2 separate regions of the Mus musculus genome follow, and region 1 is linked to region 2. Evidence: chromatin loops called from intact Hi-C (ENCODE). Cell type or tissue: heart. All regions are shown on one strand. Region 1 has its middle 2.9 kb from the start of Gm35063. Region 2 has its middle 47 kb from the start of Gm39672.

Evidence for each region. A loop is a pair of places that touch in the nucleus more often than their neighbours do. Peaks named below come from ENCODE experiments on the same cell type or tissue, not always from the same donor. Only the 100,000 strongest peaks of a DNase experiment are listed, where the experiment ranks them.
Region 1: it touches region 2 in a loop (3-fold over the local background); 4 of 42 quality-filtered maps call a loop at or near these places.

Annotation. Positions count from the first base shown.
Region 1 is chr11:31,612,419-31,617,418 of GRCm38, reverse strand. No RefSeq gene overlaps it. Among named protein-coding and RNA genes, the nearest start is that of Gm35063, 2.9 kb to the left of the region's middle. In heart, a CTCF peak has its summit at 2,076 (motif pointing right); a DNase peak (open chromatin) is centred at 1,268.
Region 2 is chr11:31,461,976-31,466,975 of GRCm38, reverse strand. No RefSeq gene overlaps it. Among named protein-coding and RNA genes, the nearest start is that of Gm39672, 47 kb to the right of the region's middle. In heart, no CTCF peak of the experiment used is centred here; DNase peaks (open chromatin) are centred at 1,935 and 4,285.

The sequences.
Region 1 (5,000 bases), 150 kb before region 2:
GTAATCTAATTCCAAGCATAGCACAGAGCCCCAAGGCTTTCAATCCCACCTTATGGGTGAGGCAATCACAGCTTGGGAAGATTAAGGGACTTGGCTGAAGCCACTGGGAAGTCAGCAGAGGGCTTGAAATTGGAAGCCAGCTTGATCAAAGAGAATTTAGAGTCTCTTTGGAATCTGTTTCTAGGTGGACAAGTGACCTAGATGGGCCAAATGCAACTAGGCAACATTGACTAGATAGATTGGCCCAAGGGGACAGTAAGTAACCCTTGCTCTAGAAGGTCTAGGAAGATCTGGGTTGACAGGCCTGGGGTGGGGGAGGGCTTCTATCATTACCACCACCCCGGACCCCTTTTAGCTGTAAGTAGTGCCCTTGACTAAGTTTGATAGAGTAATCTTGCAGGATTCATCCAAGGACATAAAACCAAGGCCTTTCCTCTCTGAAAGCAGAGCTTGTTTAGACTTGTGTGAACTCGAGAGACTGGGGAGTAGGGACTGGCTATCAATCATCAAGAACATGTCAGGCAATCTTCATGAACCGCTGAGCTGATGCAAGGCCTTCTCTGCAGAATCCTGATTGATCTGGGGCCCCGGGGTTGGTCCAGTGTTTTGTTGGTTTGGTTCTCTGAGACCCTGGGGACAGAAGCCTTGGTTTCATGCAGGTTAGGCAAGCACAGCCTTAGCTCAACTTTATAGACCAGGGGACCAACTTCATAGAAGTTAGACAATTTGCCCTTCCTGGGGCAGAGCCAGAGACACTGGTCCTAGGAGCTACCCCCATACAGTGCTCTGTGCTTGTTGAGATCTGTCACGATTTAGTGGTGAAAGACTAATGTGGGGATTTTATCTCCCCAGCACTGTAGTCAGTGCTGACTCTCCAGGGATCTGGCCACTTTTCCATTACAGCCCCAAGTGCCAGTGTCACAGTCCTGAGGGCCACGCCCAGTGAGTCCCATTAGTAAGGCTGACATTGGCTTCTTCAAAGCCCACACACCAAGACAACCCGGCTCTGCTTTTGTGTGCATTTGTGTCTCCCCTGCACCCCCTTTTTTCTGTCTTGACCCATTCCAAGACCAGGAAATCCTCCCATACAGACATCTGTAGGCTGCTGCTGGGACCAAATTCCTCCTCTCTCATTCCGATGACGAACAGCGGGGGCCACCGTCTAGCAAGAATCTTCCATGAACCTAAGACCCACAACATAACTAGCCTTCTTCAGCTGACGTCATGGTTTTAGCTTCTCTTGGGATTATTCTCCATGCTTCCTTTGTTCCTGCGTCACCTGGTACGGAGCCAACTGCACAATACTCATTGCTCTGAAGGACAAGTAAGTGCCTTTATTCTCGTTGTCTTCAGAGTTCTCGGTGACAGCAACAGGGAAGAAACGGGGTAGCCTAGGAACCTCTCAGAAGCAACCTCAGAAAGGCCTGAGTTTGAATCCACCCCTTTTCTCCTATAAGGCGTGTGAATTCAGACAAGTTACAACAGCCTGCTAAGCTTTCTTTACTCCAAAGCAAAAGGAACGGCCTTCTTGTGAGGCATCATAAGAACAGCGCATGCGCGTGACCCCTGGTAGGTGCATCGAGCGACTGCTTTCGCTTTATCTTTGCCTGTCTTTACTCTCCACTGTAAAGTTATTCCTGAGAATTACACAGCGCATGGACGCTCTGCAGCTCCTTTCTGGCCCGTCTGCACTCTGAAGGATGAGCCTACTATCCTGGCTGTGTGTGACCAAGACAGCTCACACCTCCCATCGAGCAAGCTCTTCCTGGAGTATCGCACAGGGTGGCCAACTCTCAGCTGGGGGCGAGTGGGGGGAGGGTTAGGACTGGATCAGTTTCTTCTACACAGAGAATTTTTCAAAGACATTTCTGTCAATCAGTTGTCTTCATCTCCTCACACATATCCATGACTCCTGTCTCCAACACCAAGAACCCCAGTCCACTCCCTGCAAAATAATACCAACTAATGTTCATATAAAGATTTTTATTTTTTATTTTTAAAAACATACTGTATCTCTCGACTCTATGATGCTTTAGGTCTGGACATTTACTTATAACAGAGCTAGGCTGCAGTACCACTAATGCCCGAAAGGTGGCACCAGCTCACACACTTTGATAAGCTTTTTAGGACTTGAGATGGGTTTCAGGCTGTATAGAAGAAATTAGCTGCATACTTCTTGGCTCTGAGATGCTCAGGAATTTGTGAATAGCCTGTCAGAAGAAGGGAATTGCTGAGCGGACTGCCTTTCCCAAGGCTATAGTTGGCGAAGCACTCTTAAAGTTGATTTACAATGAGAAGTTCTTGAAAGATCCTGTTGTCCACGGTACAATTTAGCCTCCTTTGTCATTGCTGCCAGGCGGTAGTGAGTGAGTGTGCCCAGCTCTTCTTGGGTGACACATCAGGAAAAGCTTCAAGAGCAGTGAGACCCCAGAATGCAGTCGTTTTCTTTTTTAAAAAGAATTAAGAGGCAAGTTCATCTTCCTCCGAAAGAGGTAGACACAGAGCCTCAGAAAGCAGTCCTCAGCAGGGAGACAACTGCCTAAGCTGGATGGGCATTGCTCACCGTGGTGTCTAGGCAGGCAAACCCTACCTTCCTATAAATCCTCCTTTCACAGACAGAGCCTTTTGCATCAATTGTCAAGCAGGTCAGATCAAAAGGCTTTGGGTGGCGCTCACAAAACCACCTCGGCCAACACTGCGTCCACCCATGACTCTAGGTGAACTTCATCAGGAGCTTCTTAGCATCTGCAGCCAGATGAGATGCGGGGCTGCTGAGTTAGAGGATAGCTTTTGCCCGACATTAAGCACGGGCATCTTGAGGTTGCCATTCAGAACACAGTCTCTGCAGAAAACGAGAACTAGCTTGTGGATGACAGAAGCCAGAGATTCGTGTTCCCTTCCTGCCCACGCACACCTTCCCTCTTGCCTCTAGCTCCTAGCGAATTTGCCAGTGGTTTGGAGTGGAGAAGAAATCACATCAGGGGCTCTCAGAAGGAGGTACCAGTCTGTAGTTCTAGAGACTGCAGACACCATGAGAACCCTGGTGCTCTCTATTCACCGGGACATGCTGGGGATGATAGAAGGGCTTGGGCAGTCTGCTGAGACGAATGCACATGCTCTGAGATGAATGCGCATGCTCAAGTATTCTGTCATTCTTTCATCTCTCCGACTCTCATTTAGCCCCTGCCTGGCTTCTGTCCTGCCACGCTGGGCTCCCGGTAGATCACACACTCACACGGAACTACTTTGACAGTAGCAGCTTCAGGCAGCCACTTCATCCTCCTGTGACACTTGGCATTAGGAAGTCAGAGCTGCCTTCCTGCTGACCTTTACCTATGGAGACTCAAAGCCAGGACGTCACTTGACAGCTAGAGAATTGATTCCTTTAGAAGTCAGCACTGGGGTGACATGACAACCAGGCATTTGTTGCCATAGTGGGGTCTTTCTTGTGGGATTTGAGCAGAGCCCATGGTCCTTTCTGTGGCTTGGCTTTCTCACAGCACAGAGCATCAACGCCCCTGCCTTCCCAACATTTCCACACTGAGCTGCACTGTGCTGGTGTGGGACACTGTCGTGGGCGGTAGGGGTGGTTTACACTGCACATCTCAGTTTAAAGATCAGATATGTCTGCCTTCTCTTGTCCTTTCCAAATGATCTCCCAACACATGTGTGTGCAAAACATACACAGACAGACAGACAACACACAGACACATACATGCACAGACTCACACACACAGACATACATCTACATAGGCACACACACATTCACACACACACACATATACACATACATATACACACACATATACATACAGGCACACATATACACAAGCACACATACACACATACACACAAACAACACACAGACACACAGACACATGTATACACAATACACATATACACATACATAACACATATACACACATATACACACATACATACACACACAAACACACACCACACACACACACACACACACACACACACACACACACACACACACACACAGATACACAAATGGCCTCCTCATCTCCTCAGTGGCTAAGGATTTCCCCTTCATTTCCTCAATCCCCACATGACTGACTCTTTTTCTTTTCTTTTCTTTTTTCTTAAAATTAGATATTTTCTTTATTTACATTTGAAATGTTATCCCCTTTTCTAGTTTCTCCTCCAAAAATCCCCTATCTCCTCTCCCCTCCCCCTGGTCCCCAACCCACCCACTCCCATTCCTGGTCCTGGCATTCCCCTATACTGAGACATAGAGTCTTCACAGGACCAAGAGCCTCTCCTCCTATTGATGACCGACTAGGCCAACCTCTGCTACACATATAGCTAGAGCCACAAGTTCCACCATGTGTATTCTTTGATTAGTGGTATAGTTCCAGGGAGCTCTTGGGGTACTGGTTAGTTCGTATTGATGTTCCTCCTATGGGGCTTCAGACTCCTTCAGCTCTCTGGCTCCTTCATTGGGGACCTTTTGCTCCATCCAATGGATGACTGTGAGCATCCACTTCTGTATTTGTTAGGCACTGGCAGAGCCTCGCAGGAAACAGCTATATCAGGCTCCTGTCAGCAGGCTCTTGTTGGCATCTGCTTAGTGACTGGGTTTGGTGGTTGTTTATGGGGTGGATCCCCAAGTTGGGCAGTCTCTGGATGGTCCTTCCTTCAGGCTCTGCTCTGAACTTTGTCTCTGTAACTCCTTCCATGGGTGTTTTGTTCCCCATTCTAAGAAGGAACCACACGTTGGTCTTCCTTCTTTTTGAGTTTCATGTGTTTTGCAAATTGGATCTTGGGTATTCTAAGTTTCTGGGCTATCTTATCTGTGAGTGCATATCATGTGTGTTCTTTTGTGACTGGGTTACCTCACTCAGGATGATATCCTCCAGATCCATCCATTTGCCTAAGAATTTCATAAATTCATTGTTTTTTAATAGCTGAGTAGTTACTCCATTGTGTGAATGTACCACATTTTCTGTATCCATTCCTCTGTTGAGGGGCAT
Region 2 (5,000 bases):
GTCAAATGGACTCGGGAAGCTGTCTTCCTTTGGTCTCACCTACATTTGCTCTTGTGGTCCAGTTAGAGACTGGGATACTGTTTGTCAAGGATACCCCAATTCTCTTTGTATGGTCTGTCCAGCTGGCTAGCTCAGGCTCTTTGCCAACGTGTTCTTCCATCAGCAGGAGGGGGAAAGCCCCAGAAGGCAAGCACTTTCTAGCCTCTGTTCCATGACTTTTGTTCTCCTGTTGGTTAAGGCTAGACCTAACACCAGCTCAATTCTAGAGTTAAGGGAATGAGATGATACCCACTCTGAACACAGCTTCTACCAGCAGAGACTAAGTCCAGACACACACACACACACACACACACACACACACACACACACACACACACACACACACGGCACGTGGGGTGGCAGAGGAGAGCATAGCGCACGGGACCAGGGCAAGCTCTACTAGCACTAGCTTCCGTGCCTGTTAAGGTATGCAGTCCTATCTTCCCCATCACTCCGAGAATCATCTGGCTTTTGTTGCTAAGGTGCCATGTCTGAAGTTGGGATCTTCAAAAATTACACATGACTCCTCTGCTAAGACACACACACCACAAGGCTGCCTTCTGTGAGGCACAATGTCCAACTTAGGGTGATCCAGTTGGCAACATTTCAACTCCCTAGGGCTGTGTCAATGACACACACTCAATAATGGCACTTTGAATGTTGAACTATGGCCTTTTCTTGGGCTAGTGGCACACAGCATGACACTCTCTCCTTGATGCTGTGCCATAGCCACATGCCACAGCTCCCAGTCGGGTGTGCATCACTCTGACAGACAACCAAGACCTCCCCTCCAAGTGAAACCCAGCCGAGGTCTTCTGGAGCCTGCACACACGCAGTGCACATTTAACCTGCTGTGTTTCAGCAGTCATACTGACATGTTCAACAGTGGGATTGCTGAGATCTAACCCTGCCTTAAGCCATGGTGGATCTGTCTTCTTGACAATGACTGAAGAGATCTAATCAATTTAAAGGAAACTTCTAAGTTACTACAACTATCAGGAATTATTTTTAAAAATTAGAGTGCAGTTTTTAAATTGCCGTGAGGAGTTGGATCTTCAGAATATAGGACTTTGTACAACTTGATTGCTCTGATCTATTATCATAAGCCTTTATAAACAAGGGGGTTTGGGGTAGACTGGTCTAGAATAAGAGAAGCTAATGAGGTAAATGCAGTGGGGAAGACATGACTGAATCCTAATCCCTGAAAAAACACAGATCTCAACCACAAAAACATCTGGGAGAAGTGACAGGCAATCCCAGGGCATGTGCACTGCTCAGTCAGGGTAATGAGTGCTCCACGTGTAGACAACAATGTTCTTCTTCAAGAAAGCATGTACTCAAGTGTCTATGCTTTCTTCCACTCACTAAAACACTGTTTTTCTGCTCCAGGCTCCTTTTCTGTAAGGTCAGCCTTTAGTAGGTCCAGGTCGGTGGGTTCAATCGATAGCAGACTGACCAAGTGTCTACACTGACCATATATAGGATTTTGTTATTTCCTAAACTGTACAACAGGACAGCCACTTTCACAGCATCTACTTAGCACCAGGCAGAAGAGAGCATCTAAAGAGGTTTTAGAGTGCATGGGAGGACATTAGAGGTTATAAATGAGCACCACTCCATTTCATACATGGCAGTGGAGCATTTGCAGATTTTGCTGACTGTAGGGAGTACCAGAACCATGCTCCTGGGACAGCAACAGACAACCATACTTGGCTCATCTGTACTGCCAAGCTGGGACCCACAAGTCCCACTGCAAATTTTTCCAAAGCGGGATGTGGCAGGGGAGTGCCAGGCTGGAGGAAGAAACACTTGCTGCTTCTTGCTCCTTCCTGTCCCTGCTCTGTTCCTAGCAGTAACCTTCCCTTCCTGGTAGCTGTAGTGCTTTCCTAGAGCAACAGCTGTATCCAGCTGCTGAGTTCCAGCCCCCAGTTCCTAAGCCACCAAGCTCCATGCTTGTCCACAGGGACACAGAGCAACTCATGCCCTTTTCTTCTAGTCCTTGGAATAGTAGCCATTTCTTAATAATTTTCTTGTTGGCTTATTTAGGGGGTCCCTTTGACTCTACTGGCTAACAGTCTTATGCCTACTTAACAGGTTATAGCCACACATATAGTCCACACATATAGTATGTAGTTTCAGTTAGATGAGGTTTTTTTAAAGCAGTCAAAAATATTAATAATTGTCCCTCTCAAGAGATACTGCCTAGTCTCACAAATATTATTATAGCATAGTGTAAAAATTGTTCTATTTTATTATTAGTGATTGCTATTAATCTCTTACTGGGTCTAACTTGTAAATTTGACTTTACTACAGGCATGTATGTATAAAAACAAAGACAGTCCACACCAGGTTCAGTTCTCTCTACAGTTTTTCGTACCAACTAGAGATGTTAGAGTGTACTCCTTGAAGATAAGGGTTACCATGGGGTAATAAATTCACTCCATCTAAATAACATACAGAGTTTCTGTCTTCAAAACATATAATGACATATGGTGTTTTTTAAAAGTTTAGTCAAAAGAAAAAGTAGATATGTAAATATCTGTGCATAGATAAATAGATAGATAGAGATCTATATCACATATGTGAACATACATGTATAACTACATAAAGGAAATAGGATAAAATGTTGAATTAGATTCAATAATTTCCTAAGTTTACCTGCCACTGCCTGGAAGTCCCTTCCCCCAGGGGAAGGCTCAAGTGGATGTGAGAGGCAAGGCGGGACCTGTGTGGACAGCTGGCCTCAAGTCAACCCTATATAGTAGACTTGACCGAGCCTAATCCAACCTGGGGAGGTACAAGAAATCCTCAAATCTTGTCTCCGTCTAAGAGGAAGAGACCACCCTCAAGATGTCTTCAAATCCAGAAAAATTCCACTTTTGACTTACAGGCATTTCCAGGTTTCTGACTTCAATCCCTTGTGCTCTTTGCATGTTCCTTCCACAGAGGCCCCTTCACGGTGAGCAGAAACCTCGCTTGCATCTCAGAGGAGAGCTCTGCATGCCTCTTTTTACAGACACTGCCAAGACCCAGTCCACCTTCCTGCCCTGACCTGATTGCTGTCTTTATTTCCCTCCATGCCTCTGACTGCAGCTCCACATTTGATCTTGATATCAATACCCTGTGTTGTGCTGGGTTTCCATCTATAGCCATGTATGCTCTGTGTTTTTTCCTTCGATGTTAAGAGTTTTTGGTGAGCTGAGTTAGTATCTTGGTATGGCTTTTTTAAGAAAAGCATTTGGGCCAAGTCTGATGGTACAGGCTTATAAACCCAGCTCTTGGGAGGCTATGGCAAAAAGAATCCAGGTGGAAGGCTAGGAAGATCTTGTTTCAAATGAGAATGAAGCTAGGAATAGTGGTGTACACTTTAATTCCAGCATCAATGAGGCAGAAGCAGGTGGATCTTTGTGAGATCAAGGCCAGCCTGGTCTATATAACGAGATGGTCTATATAATGAGATGGTGTCTCAATACAATAAAATATTAGCATAACATAAAATGTTTACTTCAGCCCTGATAAAATTTGACAAGAACTGTTAGTGTGAAATCTGATCAGATTTCTCCTGGCCTTCAGGAGAAGCCAGGAGATCATCATCCTATCTCCGAAGGCCTCTTGCAAAGGCTGCAAATGAAGGAGTAGCCCCAAGACAAGCAACAGACTCACCCAGGAGAGGGCTGGGAAGTGGAGAGCTACTGCCTGAGGCTTGCTCCATTCCCTCACTTAGGAACCACTTTTTTCATTTGACCAGCTTTCCAAATGCCTTCTGTCCCTGTGAAGGCCATCTGCACAGCTCCATGCTTTACAGAGCTGGTCCACGCCAGTGAAGACAAGTGGCTGTTGGCACTGCTTGCTCTGTGTAAAAGCAAAACCTCTGAGAGGTATTAGATGCCTTCCCACCTGATTATTCAGTCACAGAACTAGACAGCAGTATCAAGTACAATTTTGAATACATACCTCATGATCAATATATCCCTCATAGAGTCAGTTACAGATGCCCAAGGAGTGTGTGCCAGAGTGGTCACTGAAACTTTCTGGGAATAGGAATAAGCTGAAAACAGTGCCAACATCTGTCGGTATGGCCATAGGTATATAATCGTTCTGCTAAATACCCAGAAGAGTAATAGTTACAAAGAATAAGGTAGAAAAAAACCAGAGACCAAACTGTAATGCACCCACTAGCAGGCAGACACATTCTGCAATGCTGTTCACTAATAAAGAAAACTAGAGTGCTTTAAAGGAATGGCTGACTTCAGGGCTGGGAGAGGAAAGTACAAGATAAGCCAGGAACATGTTGTGATGCCAGAAGAAAAGAAAGACTCAAAACCTATGGGAATGTCACAGGAACAGGGGAAGGAGCTCCTGTTGGCCAAACATAGAGCACAGAGAACCAAAATAAACAAGTGGAGTGTGCCATCCCTCCCACATGAGCCCCACATCTGTAGATGCAACAGACCTTAGCATTTCTAGGTTATTGGGCATTATAAGTGATCAAGAAGTGGCCTAAAGTATAGGACAGGCATGGAGGAGATACAGATCGCATGCAGTGTTAGGATTTAATATCTCAGGGGCTCCTGGAACCACCTCTCCACAGATACCAAGAAATAACTATAGTAACTTATAGTCCATTTACATTCTAGCATCTATGGGTCCATAATAAATCAATAAACAAATACATGGAGGAGAAAACAGAACTCATGCTTATAACACAGTGCCAAGACCACTGGCATTCTTGCAAAATGATGTAAAAATCATTACTCTGCAACAACTGTCAAAACGATTGGCCTTAACAAGGTTCACCAACAGAGGCCAAACATTAGAAAGAGGTTGGTGAGAAGCTGTGTTGGAGAAGTGAGTCAGAACAGTCTGACTAGCAGCCTACAATAGATTATGCATGTGCAGCGCAGCAGGAAATCTGTATTTACTAACCCTGGAACCTGCCTGCCACCCAGATATGAACAAAG